2 separate regions of the Mus musculus genome follow, and region 2 is linked to region 1. The links are chromatin loops, found by intact Hi-C in ENCODE. Cell type or tissue: heart. All regions are shown on one strand.

Region 1 (8,000 bases):
GACAATGGTACAGTGTTTGTTAGCTATGCTGCCTGCTTCTCCACTAACTACACATCTAGTAGCTATGCCTTCATTGTTTCTTTTTAAAACAATGGATTTTTAGTATAGATTTCTGACTAAAGCTGAAGCAAATTTTGTCTATGATTAAGAAATTTTTCAACAGCAGAGCTGGAGAGATGCTTAGTGGGGAAGAGCATTTGCTGAGCAGGCACAAACATTTGAGTCTGAATACACAGAACTGACTTAGAAAGTCACTGTGGCTGAGTACTGTGTATGCCTGTAATCTCAAAGCTGTGTGAAGAGTGATTAGGAGGATCCCTGGGGTTTGCCTGTCAGCAGTCTACATCCAGGTTCTGTGAGAGATACTGTCTCTCAGAAATAAGTTGAGAATCATAGAATAAGACACACCGTGTCTTCCTATAGCATGGTTCTCAACCTATTGCTCATGACCCTTCTGAGGGTTGAACAACCCTTTCACAAGAGTTGCCAAAGACCACTGGCAAAACACATTTTTATATTACGATTTATAGCAGTAGCAAAATTACAGTTATGAAGTGGCAACAAAAATAATTTTATGGTTGGAGGTCACAACATAAGGAACAACAGCATTCAGAAGATTGTCCTATGGCCTTGACTGAGTTAGGGTTTCCATTGGTGTAAAGAGACACCATGACCATGGCCACTCCTATAAAAGAAAACATTTAACCAGGGCTGGCTTACAGTTTCAGAGGTTCAGTCCATTATCATCATGGCAGGAAACAGCACGGAGCAGGAAGATATGGTGCTGAAGGAACTAAGAGTTATACATCTTGATCATCAGGAAGCAGAAGAACTTTATGCTACACTAAGTATAGCTTGAGTATTGTAGACCACAAATTCCCCCCAGACAGTGACACACTTCCTCCAACAAGACCACACTTACTCCAACAAGGCCATACCTCTTAATAATACCACATTCAAACACATGAGTCTATGAGGGTCAGCCCTATTTAAACCATCATAGGCCTACACATAAACACGCACACACACCACATACATACAGCAATTAATTTTAAAAATTCTTCATTCAAGTATTTCCAAGATAAAACTATGAATCAGCAAAATTGAACCATGTGCAAATAATTTAAGTAGTATAAGAGCTCTTAGCTAATATTTTATCAACTTAACTGGTATACTAAATTTTGGGGACAAAAAAAATATTCACTGCAGATTCAAAAATTGCCAGAACCATTCTTAATAATTCCCACCATCAAAAAGGTAGGAAATTGAACAGCATTGAGAAAGAGAGGTCCAATGTGAGTTCAATTCCCAGAACCCCCCAAAATTGTCCTCTAATCTCCATATGTGTGCAATAGCACAGATATGCCCATATACACAACAAATAAATTAGTTTCATTTCTTAGGGAAAAAAGTAAAACTACATTGATGCCATTTTAAAGACTGATAAAATTGTTTTAAGAACTAGCTGTACTAATCAAAGTAACCGTGTGTTGAGATGGTGAAAAGTATTAATTTAATGTCCTTAAACATCTTATCCCTTTTCATGGTGAAGTGGGGACAAGAAACAGAAAACCTCATTTAATGGGCTGGAGAGATGGCTCAAGAGGTTAAGAGCACTGACTGTTATTCTAAAGGTCCCGAGTTCAAATCCCAGCAACCACATGGTGGACCACAACCATCCATAATGAGATCTGACACCCTCTTCCCATGTGTCTGAAGACAGCTACAGTCTACTTACATATAACAATAAATAAATCTTTAAAAAAAAATAACCTCATTTGATGAGAAAGGTCACAAAGCTGTCACTCTTCATTACATTCCCCCTTTAGAGATCTAGAGACAGTTAAATGAAAAGTAAGAGTGTGTAGAACAAGTGAGGCGAGTACTCTGACTTATAACTACCAGTGACTTGAAGCCAGGTGATAAACAAACAGGACCCAGGTTAGTCATGAGCCTGCCATGTGCAAAAGAAGCATGTGCTCTGGCCACACTCATGGAATTCCATGGGGAAGCTTCAGGAAAACTTTCGAGGTTCTCAATAGAACCAAGGGAGCTCATGGAACTGGAAGACAGCTCTCTGAGGCAAGCTGTTGGGTTTTGATAGCCACAAAGGTTATATGGTGTCTACAGAGGGCTAGGGGTGTGTCAAAATCAGCTAGAAACTGGTGTTGCTTGCAAAGTAGAAGGATGATCTAGAGAAGGAGATAGAAGAGATCCAGGCTAGGATCAGGTAAGGCCATGGCAGTGGGGATGGGAAGGACATAATATACAGGCACAAGCTACCGAGCCTTTTGTTGGGCCCTATTTGGCCTTGGTTTGGGCTCAATTTTTGAGACCCGTCATTCTCCTCCACTTGAGAATGACTCAGCACGACCTACCAACCTGATTGAGACTGCCTCTGCCTAGCTACTGCTGATGTAGGCCCCGTGAGATAACCCCACACCCCTCGTCATTTCACTCCATCACATATGTCATCTCACCCCATATCCCTACCCCCACCTCCTTGCCTTCTCTATATAAGCAAGTATCTAGTTTAATAAAGTGAGTTTCTGCTTTGACAACACTCCTGGCCCAGGTGTGTTTGTTTGGGGCCATCAACACTCACCATCCCACTCAGCCTCAGAGAGGCTGAAGTGAGCTCTCTCCTCTCGCCTGGACCTGCTAGCAGAGAGCCAACAGGCTTTTGAACTGATTAGATATGGAGATAGGAAAAGTTAAAGATGAACTTGCCATCATCAGAGCAAGTTACTAGATAGGATGAATATGACATAACCTGGGACTATTGTCGATACGGTATTCCCAATGGCAGGGTTCCTCGGGCAGCAAAGGCCATGAGGAAGAGGATGAGAGGATGACAGAAGGAGGAGCAACTTTGGGGGAAGCTTTGTGCTGTGTAGTTTTAGACATCTGGTCTAGCATCAAGAGGTTACAGTTAAAGGAATATAGTGGCTCCTTCCTGTAATCCCAGAATTTGGAAAGAAGAGGCAGGGAAATCAATTCCAAGACCATCCTTAGCCATAGAGAAAATTTAGAGAGATATACAAAACAAAAATAATTTGAATGACTCCCTATGCAACTAAGGCTGGCCATGAATACCTGACCCTCTGCCTCTATCTCTAGAGTGCTGGGGTTATAGGCATATGCCATACCCAGTTTAGTCTGCATTTTAAAATGTCTATTTAAGGGGGGATGGGGAAGGCAGTGAAGGAGTAAGACAACAACAACGGTACTTGTATGAAAGCACTATACTAAAAACTGTTACATTGTATTCTAACTGAAAACTTGGCTTTAGAAATGAGGCTGGGTACGGTGTTGCATGTCTATAATGCTAGTCCTTGGGAGAGAGGTAGAAGATCAAGAATTCAAGGCCTCATCAGATGCATTTGAAGTTTGAGTTCTGCTTCAACCTCATGTGATCTAGATTAGAAAACTTCAGTAAAAGTCTACTAATATGATTCAAACAACAACAACAACAAAATGTTTGCATGACATCACACTGAAAACGCGCCCATTGTAACACCAGGGTCATTATGCCGATAGCACTCATATTCCCTTGGTGTCTCACCTTATTAAGTCAATTCACCTTCTAGGTCTGCCTTTTCATCAGTGAAAATAACAGCAGATCTCATCTATTGAGAACTTTCTCAGTACCAGTTATTAACTAAGGTTCCATATTTACCAATGTATTAACAGAACTAGAGTAAAACACTTATCAAAGTAAATGACAGTAAACAGTAAATTGAGACAGGTATAATGCGGCCTTAGATTCCCAAGCCACCACAAGTATTGAATTAAAAACGGATAGCCAGTTTTCACTGGTATCTTAGCCTTCCTTAACGTACACATTTAAAACAGTCCTGGATGAGGAGTACTATTAGAGTCACCACCTTACACGATTTTTCAATCTTAACTAAGTATCTCAGGATCAAATAGTGGCACAGCCGTAACTGGAACCTAAGCTTGCAACCACCCAGCACAGCCGAGAAGCCTGCCCTAAGTCGCAAAACAATCAATCTTTAAGTGTATCCGTGGAATCGCTCACTCCTAGGGCGCAAAGACCTGGCTATGACTCTGGGGAGATAATTTGTCTCGCCCCAAACACTTTTGTAATTGATTTACCCGCAGTGTGTATGCATACTACCTCTGTAAACAACAAAGCTAGCAGCCCCAGAAGTTTGGGAAGCCCGCGCGTCCTACCGCGACCACTCCCCGCCCCGCTGCACTCTGGGAAACGTAGTCCTAGCCAGTCTCTGAGCCTTTTAGTCTTCATACAGTGAACCCTCAGCGCCTGTAAGGCCACATTCGGTTGCGAATCCGGGGCCGGCCTCTAAGCACATCAGCTCTCCAATGCCGCCCTCTGCTGGCCTTTCCCTTACCACACATTGCTAACCGGCTCCACGTACCCCGGAAATAAACTCTTCTTTTCCGGATTAAGAGTCCAGAGGTCCGTCTGTGGTTTGGGGGTATTTGGGTGCCCCTGGAATGAAGTACGTTCTGAAGTATGCTGCACCGAAGTGAGGGGACCGGGAGTCATGGAGGGCCAGAGCGCAGAGATGCTGCAGGCCAGGTGGAGGCGGAGAAGTTGCAGCGCCTCCCAGTGCACAAAGAGCTGGAGCAAGAATTCGACCTTGGCACCCTACCGGCTCCGGACCGCACTCCCGGACAGGCCGAGCTGCCGGCCTTGGCGCGGGACAGCACGCAGCTGCTCATCACCGTGCTGCTGCCGACCGTGCGCTGGGGGAGGCGGTGGTAGCGCGCTTGCCGGTGCCCTCCACTCGCTTGCCCCGCGGGAAGCTGCTATCCGTGCCGCGGCTGCTCACCCGCTGGCAGCAGTTCGCGCGTCATCAGAGCATCCACCCAAGAAGACCACTTTCTTGTGGGACGAGGTGAGTGGCCAGTGACGGTGCTGATTGGACTGCAAGCTCGCCCGGAACCACAGTATGGAATGGCTGATAAATGTGCCTGGGGGCACCCGACCCCATGGAAGCAGATTTAGGCCAAGAAGGAACGCGTGGCCAAGAACGAGCTAAAACGACCGCGGATCCGAGTGCACAAGATGTAGATGCCCAACTCAGTCGGCCTGCACCCAACGAGACACCTGAGTAAGGAGGAGCTGGTCTGCGCCCAGCAAGTGGCCAGTGACTCCACCGCTGCAGTGGGACGCTTCCAGGAGCGCCTCTCTAAGGAGAAGACGCCCCTAGAGCCCCGGAAGAAGAGGAAGTTTTAGTCCCTCTTTGAGGACTTTGTGACCGAGAAAATGACCAGTTGGAGCTACTGAAAGTCAAGAACAGCAAGAAGCCTCATCAGGATGTGAGGGGGCGCATCAACAAGCAGATGAGAGAAGAGGAAAATGAGCCAGAAAGGCGAAGAGAAAGGGGATCCAGCAAAGATCTTTGAGTAAGAGCAGGGGCTGGAGAGATGGCTTAGCAGTTAAGAGCACTGACTTCCCTTCCAGAGGTCCTGAGTTCAATTCCCAGCAACCACATGGTGGCTAAATAATAAATAATAAATCTAAAAAAAAAAAAGCATTCCAGGCAGCCTGCTCTAGGTGACAAGAAGAAAGAAGAATTGTACCAAGGAAGCAGTGTTCTCCCCATTGATCCTGTTCTGCCAAGCTGCAGGCTGGTGCAGGAGGTGGCCGCCACCCTCGTTGAGCTTGACATTGAAGGGACAGGTTTGCCTCCCTTCACGTCAGTGCTGGACTATGCTTTTCCCACAACAGAGACATTGGCTGGAACTTATAGCTCTAATTTGAGAACATGAGATTTGTAGAAATAATATGGTCAGAACCAGGAATAACTTAACAGCCTGCTTTTTTATCTTGACTTTGTATATTGGGTTGATGAGATTTCTGAAGTATAGTAGATTGGTCTCAACATTTTCGCATTATTTTTGTAGCAGCTTGTGTATGTATCAAAGCAGGGAGAATGGGGAAAACTATGTGATTTGCACGTATTATAAAAGATATGCTGATACCTGGTGTTAATTTTAACTTTTACTGTAGGTAGAAGTTGTTGAACATGAAGCCAGTGACCTGGGTACCAATATATTGTGTGCTTAAAAAAAAAAATGGTTACAGGTAAGTCACTTGTATTAGGAAAACTCAGAAGTTTATTTAGTGCTAAGTATAGTATCGAAAGCACAGTACAATTGATGTTGGCCAAATGAACACATTGTTTTAAATGATAAATTGGAATTAACCTTGTTACTCCAGAAAATACTTGTCATTTTGTTTATAATCAGTGGCTTTTGTTGAATTGGCTTGGGTTTTAGATTTTAGCCCGTGCTGTGCTGGAATTCACTATGAAGCAGAGGCTGAACTGGAATTTGAGGCCTTATGGCTCTGTCCCAAGCGCTCCTCCCTCAATACTGGACTTTTTACTATGAATTTTCAGGAAATATTTATGCAAAGTAAGTTTATTAAGCTCAAATAAGTCATTGATATCAGGAAAAAACATTCAGACAGCAAAAAACTTGAAATCTCCTGCTGGATGTAGCTGCTCATTTGTAATCTCAGCACTTGGGCTTCCTATATTTTCAAATATTGGTTGTTCTTAAAAGTTATAGTCCCATAGCCAACCCAGGCTATTTAGCAGTGAGAGAATATATTTAGAGGGTAGTTTTCAGATAATATGCAAGCTAACTAGGACATAACATGGATTTATAAGCCTTTCTTAAGTTAGGATAGATAACAGAGTGTTCTATTTAATTGACGAAAATGCTGGACTGGGTGTTAGGTATATTTTGTACTTAATAAATTACAAAATGCTAATAGTTGTGCTCAATGTATATCTGAAAAAAAAAGAGCCTTTTAATTGGACAAAAAGTGGGGAAGTGCTGTGGATAGCCCTGGTACTGTTTGTATTTTGATGCTAATTCTGTTTCCCCTAGAGGGGTTGCCTGTGAATTGAGTGAATCATGCCCTCAGGTGACTTCATGTGAACCTTCCCCTAATGGATAAAGATTTCAAAGAACCAATCACTGAGCGAGTAGGCAGGACTCCGGGTCAGAGAAAGGGATGGTGGAAGAAGAGAGGAGACAGGAAAGTGGACACCAAAATGTAGGTAGAAGAGGCCCCAGTTTGGGTGGCAGATCCGTTGGGCTTCATTACGGGAGAATTTAACTTAGAAAGGCTTACACATTAGGACGCTAGTTGTTGCGCTCAGTGATTGTGTTGCCTTTTGATTCTAAGCTAAGATTATGTGGCGTTTTCCTTCATGTGGCGACTCAACTGAGTTCCAGTCCACCATGGCAACTTAGCAAGCTGGGTGGAGAGATTTTGGAGCTCAGATCAGAGGGTCTGCTGGGCTGAGAACAGGCCTGTCTGTTGGGTGTAAGTATCTGCTTCTGTCTTAGTCAGCTGGTAGTCAAAGGACAGCCATGCTAGACTCCTGTCTGTAAGCACATCATAGCATCAATAATAGTGCCAGACCTATTAGTGTCTCCCCCATGAGGTAGATCCCCAGTTGGGCTAGTCACTAGACTGCTTTTCCCTGTCTCTTCTCCATTTTTGTCCCTGCAGTTCTTTTAGACAGGAACAGCTCTGGGTCAGAAATTTTGACTGTGGGTTGATAACACCATCCCTCCTCTTGAGGCCCTGTCTATCTACTGGAGGCAGACTCTTCTAGTTCTGTCTCCTCACTGTTGGGCATTTTGGCTAAGGTCAGCTTCATTGAGTCCTGAGAGTCTCTCACCTTCCAGATACTTCCTAGAGGGTCTCCTCATCTCCCATCTTCTGAGGCTGCATATTTCCATTCCTTCTGCTGGTCCTCTGGGCTTCTCTTCTGTTTGTCTCCCCCATACATGATCATGATCCCCTTTTCTCCTCCCCCTCCCTCTGCTTTCTGTGATGATTTTCTTCCCCCTTCTAAGCTAGACTGAAGCATCATCATTGACCTTTTTGCTTGATAAACTCTGTGGCGTGTATCCTAGGTATTCTATATTTTTAGGCTAATATCCACTTATTAGTAAATACAATGTATATCCTTTTGGGTCTGGGT
Region 2 (8,000 bases), 200 kb before region 1:
CACTATAATTGTGTTGGGTTTTTTTGAATGACACCTCACACCTCTATGGTGAGATCTGGGAAGGGGCCTGCCAAGCACTCATTTCCTCTAAAAACTATTCTGCACAGCAACAATATACTCATACTTACAGAAGTCCTGCTTGGTCAGACATCACAGCCCCAACCCCACCCCAGCCCCGCCCTGCCCCAGCCCTACCTCACCCCAACCCCAACCCCCCCAGCCCCATCCCCACCTCAGCCCCGCCCCCAGCCCCACCCCCACCTCAGCCCCACCCCACCCCACCCTCACCCCAGGGCTTCTGTGCTTGGGTACACATGCTGCCTCACTCCTTCTGAGCCTTTGACATTTCCATACTGCAGAGTTTACCAGGAAAGTGCGAGAACACACTTGATCATTTCCGGTGGAACAAACCAGATCTATCATGGTCTCCTTACAGTTTGAATGAAAACAATCAAATTGCGAGTCATATATATATATATATATATATATATATATATATATATATATATATGAATGTTCTTTGTTCCATTAAGCTGTTATTTTTAAAACTCAAAACAAATTATTGAAGTTCATTTATAAGATTGAGTTGGTCAGGTGAATTAAACGTTATAAGATTTTATTGCCTAGAGACACTCACTTCAGGATTTGTTCAAGATCAATACTTTGGCTTTGCAAAACGGAGGGGTTTTGCAAAGTTGAAGCGATTTACAAACATATAAATGTGTGCATAGTAACATTTTGTCAGTGATCTCCTCGAGTTTGATTCTTCTAGGTAGTATGGCTTACTGCTATTGTCTCAGTGCACGAGCACTGGTGCCCCCTCTACAGTAATATAACTTAATGCTGACGTTCTGGGAACATACCCCGACTGATGGCACACGAGTGTAATCTGGTAGAAACTTCTAACGTCAGCAGTGGAGACATTATATGAATATGAGTATAAGTTGCACTGTCATAAGATAGCAACATCATTTAAGTTTCCGCTCCCCTACCCCTTCCCTCCTCTCCTCCCCCTCTCGGCCTCTCTGTCTTGTGTGGCACTGGGGATGAAACTCGGGCCTAGGACGGCTGGGAAGGCACTCTATCGCTGAGTTATGAGTTAAAACTTAGCAGGATTTCAATAGTTTTGCAGATTTTTGTAAACCTAGATATCTGTGTGTGTGAATGAGACTGTCATGTCAGTAAATCATGAATGACTTAACTCAGGAAAGCCAAGCAGGGAACCCTGGCTTCTCCCCACCAGAGCTCCATTCCACTGCATGCGCTATTGCTATTCTTTTTGAATTATGAGCGTGAATCACTTGAATGGCTCTTGACCATAACTAAGATGACCTAAGTTTGCTTTCTATCCCTAATAATAATTATGCTTCATCTAATTACTATCATCATCTCATCATCCTCTCTCCTCCGTAGATCAGTAACTGGACCAATTCCCCAAAGGTCTACTCTCTCCTTCCTCTCATCCACATTTTCTTCTTTTGCAGATTGGATTTGAGGCCCCTTCTCCCCAGGGACAGTCTGCAGCCTTGGGGAGTGGGGGTGGGGCTGATCCTGAGCCAGCTCGCCACGTCTTCTCCTTCTCCTGGTTGAATTCCCTAAATGAATAATATTTATTCTCGTTGCTGCCCCCTGTCTGCCTGGCTGAGAAGCACATAGGCAGCAGGAAACAGGTGGAAATTCACCACGATTCATATGAAGGGGACCTCTGGACAGGATTTCTGAAAGCAAAACAAAACAATACAACACCACCACCCTTTAATTCCAGATGACTTATCTCACTCATTGAGAAAATGATTATGCTCAGAACAAAATTACAGAAAATACTCTTCTGAAGAAACTTGATCTTCTGCAAATCTTTCATTTGTGTGAGAAACCTTCTGAAGGTTGTGTAGGTGTGGTGCATGCCTGTGTATCAGCCATAAGTGCCAAGTGGTAACAAAGTGGCAGAACACTCTCCCAGCCTCCCTCAGGCTTCTGGTTATTTTAGGACGCTTGTGCCTTTTGCTTTTCTCCTTAGCATTGCAGGTGGTAGGTGATGTTCAGTGTCAGTTCCAAACTGACCGATTTATCAAAATATGGAGATTGGTCACTGACCAAAGCTATGTAGGGCACTGTAGAGGTTCCTTTCCCTATGGATGCCATGGGTGCGCAGACAGGACTTTCCTTTACATGTGGCCACACGTCCATAGTCCAGAAGGCCAAAAATCTAGGGCAACTCTTTTGACATTTTTCTAACCTTATTTACATATCTCATAATCATATCCATGTATTAGGCATTTTAATTGAATTTCAAAGAGGAGCTGTCTACTTTCTTAAGTGTCCTGCCATAGCAGCAATCTGATAATCTGTGGAGCAACTGCATGGATTTAAGTATACACACAATTCTCCCCCTGTGTGCCTTCTCTCTCTCTCTCTCTCCCCCTCTCTCCCTCTGTCTCTTCTCTCCCCCTCTGTCTCTCCCTCCTTTCCTTTCTTCCTCCTTCCCTCCCTCCCTCCCCCCCCCCCCGGTCTCTCTCTCTCCTCTCTCCTTCCTTGCCTTCATCACATAAGTGTAACTTTACTTTAAATGAACTATTAAATAAATGTTTTTAAGAACTTCAGTCTCCCAGCAATTTATTCAGTGATTCATGTTTTATTATTAAGCCATTAATCAAGCATATTTCCAGGGCCTCAAGAGAAGTGCCATCTTCATATATACAAATTAATTTAAAAGTATTAATTATGGAACTAAAATTTTTAGGGTGGTAACTAAACTACTAAAGCAAACGTATTAAAATTAGAAGTGCTGTTTAATTTTAGAAGCAAATAACAGGCCTACAGGTTGCAGTTATTAGGACTGGGATAGAGAGAAATGTGAAAGGTATTTGTGTAGCTATTTTTTTTTAAGAAAAAATTTCCCAAGTGACCTTTCACTGAAAATATGTTTATTTACTTGAGATGCTTGCATTCTTAAGTTTCTCCTATCTAGGCTGGTGAGTAGTACAGTGGGTACAGGCTTGCTCTTGGGCCTAAAGAACCCAGTTCAGGTCCTAGGACTCACATGGTAGGAGGAGTCTGACCTTCTCCAGTTGTCCTCTGACCTCCACCCACTTCCCATGAGGCCCACACTTCCTCGGTCCTCAGCTAATTAGGCTTGCGTGTTATTTCCACTGTGATCAAGTTTTAGAGGTGGGAGGAACCTCTAAAATTATTTAATTTAATCTCAGAAGGGAAGTCTGAGAGGTACAGAGGAAAGCCCAGGACAAATTACAGGGCCAATGTAAGCTATGTGACAAATGTTCCTATCTTTAAGAGAAAATAAAATGTAGGGTGTTTTGTTGAGGGGCAAGTTGTTTGTTGTGCTGTTTTTATGTCTTGTGCTGGGGCCATTTCTGTATGCACACTGAAGAGGAAAAATAAAGCCACAGCAACCTTTGCAGATTTTATTAAAAATATATTTAACGTTCTCTTACACAACCAAATTGACCAAGAATCAGAAAGATGTTTTATTACTGAAACATTTACAAGAAAAAGTTGATTCAAAGAGCTTACACATTTCGTCCTAGCCACCCCTCAAGAATGAATTCTCTTCCACTGCAGCTCCAAATAAAAACAACTGGATGACTCCCATCTGCTTTTTCAAAGGTTTCCTCCTTGGGGCCACATTTTCTTTAAGATATCGCTATAAAGACGCTTATTTGCACATAGAAATTAAGCATGGGCAATACAAATAACGCTGTTTTGTTACGACACAGAAATACACTTTGTGCATGCTAATTAAGGGGTATATAGGCTCTCTCCCTGTACATCTTCTATGCTTCAAGCTATATAAAAATAAACAAATGATATCGGAGCTGCGATATGGTACAGAATACTGTGTTTTAAATTTTTATTTTTACTTGTGTGCTAAATGCAGAATCGTTTTGGCCAAGCGCAACATTTCATTTCCCGATAATCTCCATCAGTTTCCTGTTGCTGTGAGCTTGCTGAGCTAACTGCTCTGCCCGGGCCATTTCCAAGACTTCCCGCAGAAGGTGGAAGGTGAGATCCAGAGAGATGGGCGGCTCCTCCGACCGCCTCTCCCTCTCCAGCGCCCCCTGGTGGCCACCGAGGGCATCCTCGGCGCCGCGTTCGGCCGGCTCCGCGCGGCTGTCGAGCGAGCGCTGAGGCATCTGCAGCTGCTGCAGCAACACGCGGAAAAAGTTAGCCGCAGCCTGGTCGTGCGAGGGGCGGCTGCCGCGACCCGCGGTGAGGGGCGTGGAGTTGGGGGACAGCCGAGCAGCGGGACTTCTGTTGAGATTCCCCAGGCGGAGGAAGTATTCTTCACCCATGCGGATCAGAACCGGCTGAGGTTGCTGGGGCTGCTCCGGCTGCAAGAAATTCAAGGGCTGCGGGGCCCGCGGCGCTCGGGGGACGGATCCCCTGCTGAGCAGGGCCCTGCAAGGCAGGCAGGACGACAGAGCCACCAGCAGCATGCCCGCGGACACCAGCAGCCGCAGCCGCATGTTAGGGGCGCTCTCTGAAGCACCGAGGTTGAGGTCGGGGGAGAGAGAAGGTGGGGGAGAAAGGTAAGATTGGTCAGAGTTTAGCTCAGCTGGAAGGTGCAGCGGGGCTTCCTATCGGACACCCACAGACAAGACAGGCTCTAGGCTTCGGTGACGCTGTCCGCGGTGCTGAAGCTAGGTACCTGCAAAGCTCAACTGGTGCGAGCCCGCGGTGACCCTTCTTTGGAGACCTAGAAGGGACAACCCCTGGCTCCTCTTCCTAAGGACCTCCCAAACGTCTTCCCTAAACCGACTTCCCTGAGCCCGGACAAGTGCCACAGGTTTAAGCTGTCGCACACCCTAATCGCCCCCTTTCGGACATCCTTTTCTGCCAAATTGAGAACAACCTTCTCTGTCTCCATTCCTGCCCTTACTCCGTTTGCTTGGGGACATGGGATGCAATAGGGGAGCCATTCTTTGCACAGACTATGAGCAGTGAGTGGCAGATTGGATTGAGTGGATAAAGATGAGCAGCCGCCGTCTAACTTCGCTTTTTCAAATCGCCACTGTCATCGGAATTTTAAGGCACAGTTAGCGACACACATACATGCATAGGCACAGGCATTCCAGCACATGGGCAGCTGGCTCCGGGGCTCACCACAGCAGCTCAGGCAGCACAAAGTTGGTGGCGCCCGTCTAGGCGCTGCCTACCTTCTCCTCCCTTGGTAGGTGAGCCCGCACTGCTGCCTCTGCAGAGGGACTTCTCTCAGGATGCCTCCTGCAGGTTTTCTTCCTCTTCTCCTTTCTCTTCTTTTTTTCTTTTGCCTTTTCCCTTTCTCTTCAGTCTCTCAACGTACTTGGGCTCTGAGTTTCTCCACACCAGAGCCTGGAGTGAGATTTTATAATGTCGACCCTCTTCAGAAAGCACGCAGCATTTGCCTAATAAGCTGACGCTCTCTTGACAGCTCGATTGCGTGCTGCCTCTGCTCCTGCATAAATAATAGGGCCCTGCCAAGGAGCGAGGGACAGAGTTCTGCTATTTCAACACTGAATCTCACATCCAATTATATCAACAGATATTTATCGCCTCCTTGGTGACGTCAACGAGCCCGAAAATGGAAGGGTTTCTTATGACTTGTCCATTGACAAAAATTTTTGAATGAGACTATCCAAGTGTGGAAAACAGACTGACCTCTTACTATGATAGGCCAGATACGGACCAGAAAAGAGACAGAGAGTGGGAGGGGAAAGAAGAAGAGGTGGGGAGTGCAGAGCTTCCAAGAAGGTAGTTACCATTAAAGGGGTGGATCTGGACATTTCCTGGTGCCTCAGCACCCCCACCTAACTCTTCTGTCAGGTTGTCCTCTCAGGAAACATCTCAGTATCTGAAATCTGTCGTTACTATGGCCTGCCATCTTTCTGCCTGGAGGAGAATGAAGAACTAGGGGACAGAGACAACCAGGTCTGAGTTTTTATCCACTTAGCCCTCCCAAGAGCATACATAGGAATTATGGAGCTGAAGACAAGGCCAGTACGTTTTTTTGAAACCAGCTTAGTGTTTTCCTTCACAAGAAAAGAGCTATTCTAACGAGGAAGGCCATAAACAAAGTCTCTTAAAAGCCTCAGTTTCAAGTGAATCTCAGGCCTCCTATGGTTCTCTTAGAATCTAAAGTTAATCAGGACTGTTCCCCCAAGAAGAGCAGGGTGAGCTGTGTATATTAAACACTCTGTTCGGAGTCTACACCGCAAACCCAATGAGAGAGGCATTGTTCTCTTGTGTTGAAAAAACTTAAGCTGTTTGATAGCCTGAAAAAAAATCAGTTATTGAGTCTGTAAATGAGAATCATTCATTTCACCTCCGTGTACTGTGAAACCATGATGGTATGCAGAGCAAACCACTCAAGTTATTTATTATGTGTTCTGTTCTTTTCTCCACATTCAAATGTGCACCACAAGTGTCTTTAGTTATTGCTTTCTGGCACTATTATAGAACACAATGCCATGTCTATAAATCTACTCTCAAATTTTGAGTTGAATGGAGATTATGTCTAAGTGGGAAGTAGTTACCTTTAATCCTGCAATTCAAGATGCTGTTACAAACTCTAGTGTCTGGGATTCGCTTCAGCTGCTTCATAACCACCACTACTGTTTATCCAAAATTTCCTGTTCCCTGTTTCTGGTTATGTCTGCCATTTTCTCTGTCACAAGTAATGCAATGCAGATTTCCACCCCTGTTTGGGGCCTGTACTAATTGATAACTCTTCTTGAAACAAGAGGAAGGTGTTTTCACACTGGAGGTTGCAGAAAAGTCAGCTCATAGGTGAATGAATGGGATGCATTTCTGATAGAAGAGAACACAGGAAGGATTCTGTCCACAGGAGAAGTGTGATTCATTAATAAATAATGATCAAATTGTGCTTTAGAGGAAAAGTGGGTTTACATTGACCAGGAGGCCTGCAGAACCTTCACTATTGTTACAGTGGGCATTTTAGAGGTTAAAATTCACCTCAGTGTTTGGGATTTTTGTTTGTTGGTCTCTGTTTTGTTTTAACTTTCATTCCTGACCAATTCTTTGCCCATTCATAAAGTTCAGCTTAAGTGCCAGTCTGGAGAGGGAAAGGAGGCCAATGAGTCCTGAAGAGGAAGTAAGAGAGAGACATGCCTATGGGCTTTCCAGGAGAAGTCAGGGAGGGTCCCTGGGGGAAGAAGTGGCACACATGGGCTCTTGCTAACCTCCTGGCCCTCAAGATCCCTCCCATCGGACCATCAGGAGACGTGTTTTTACTCGGGCTCCACTATTGCTGTTGAGCCTTTGCCACGGGGCTTACCTGGAATATAAATTGTGAAGTACCATAATTTACTGAAGCAAATCTCAGAGAACTCGTGTTAGAAATGCTCGCTTGGCTTAAATGAGAACCAGAGGGAATCTGAAGTTACTCAGCGAGTGATAAAGTCAGAACAAGAACCCAGTTCTTTACTGCTGGCCTCACTATTTACACAGCATCACGGCATCCTTTGTGCTTTCTTTCCCAGCACAGGCACACGAATGAGCAGAGACGAGTGGACGAGGTGGAGCAACACACATATCAGCTCTTGGAGGCCTTTTCGTGGGGTTTCCTTTTATTCCCAAGGCACAAGAACACAGAAATTCTTTGTGCAGTGCCCCTTGGCTTTAAATGTCTGTATGTGCACACTGCTATTTTCATGTTAGCTGAATCTTGTGATGTGAGGTTTTTCAGTGCACTGATGCACCTAAAAATGAAAATGCAAAATAAAAATTCACACAAAAATAAAAGAATTAATTTTATCTTTTTATAGAATATAGGGAGTAGGGAGGATTCTTGAAATTATGTCATTGATGTGTGATTACAGACATAACAATGTAGATATGATCTACACAAGACACTAATAATCTCTATTACAAGACTCACACCAAGAGATAGCACTTCACTTACTGAAAGGAATCATAAAAGGACCAACACAAATGCTTTTATATCCTAGAAACACTGTTCAAGAAATATGGGCACCAAGTAGTGA

Evidence for each region. A loop is a pair of places that touch in the nucleus more often than their neighbours do. Peaks named below come from ENCODE experiments on the same cell type or tissue, not always from the same donor. Only the 100,000 strongest peaks of a DNase experiment are listed, where the experiment ranks them.
Region 2: a loop joins it to region 1, with 7 times the contacts of the local background. A loop is called at or near these places in 28 of 42 quality-filtered maps.

The regions. Positions count from the first base shown.
Region 1 is chr3:19,890,450-19,898,449 of GRCm38, forward strand. It overlaps the pseudogene 4632415L05Rik. Among named protein-coding and RNA genes, the nearest start is that of Gm42190, 60 kb to the right of the region's middle. In heart, CTCF peaks have their summits at 4,376 (motif pointing left) and 4,579; a DNase peak (open chromatin) is centred at 4,342; H3K4me3 peaks cover 2,620 bases; H3K27ac peaks cover 1,716 bases.
Region 2 is chr3:19,689,993-19,697,992 of GRCm38, forward strand. Trim55 (tripartite motif-containing 55) reads left to right here. Exons shown (of 10, transcript NM_001081281.2): 10 at 1,485-2,592. The coding sequence ends at 1,607. Crh (corticotropin releasing hormone) reads right to left here and starts at 5,404. Exons shown (of 2, transcript NM_205769.3): 1 at 5,175-5,404; 2 at 3,409-4,498. The coding sequence starts at 4,484. The coding sequence ends at 3,921. It overlaps Gm42189 (a long non-coding RNA gene), which reads left to right and starts at 4,281. Exons shown (of 3, transcript XR_880694.3): 1 at 4,281-4,547. In heart, CTCF peaks have their summits at 1,647, 4,077 (motif pointing left) and 4,290; a DNase peak (open chromatin) is centred at 4,579; H3K4me3 peaks cover 941 bases; H3K27ac peaks cover 390 bases; H3K27me3 peaks cover 777 bases.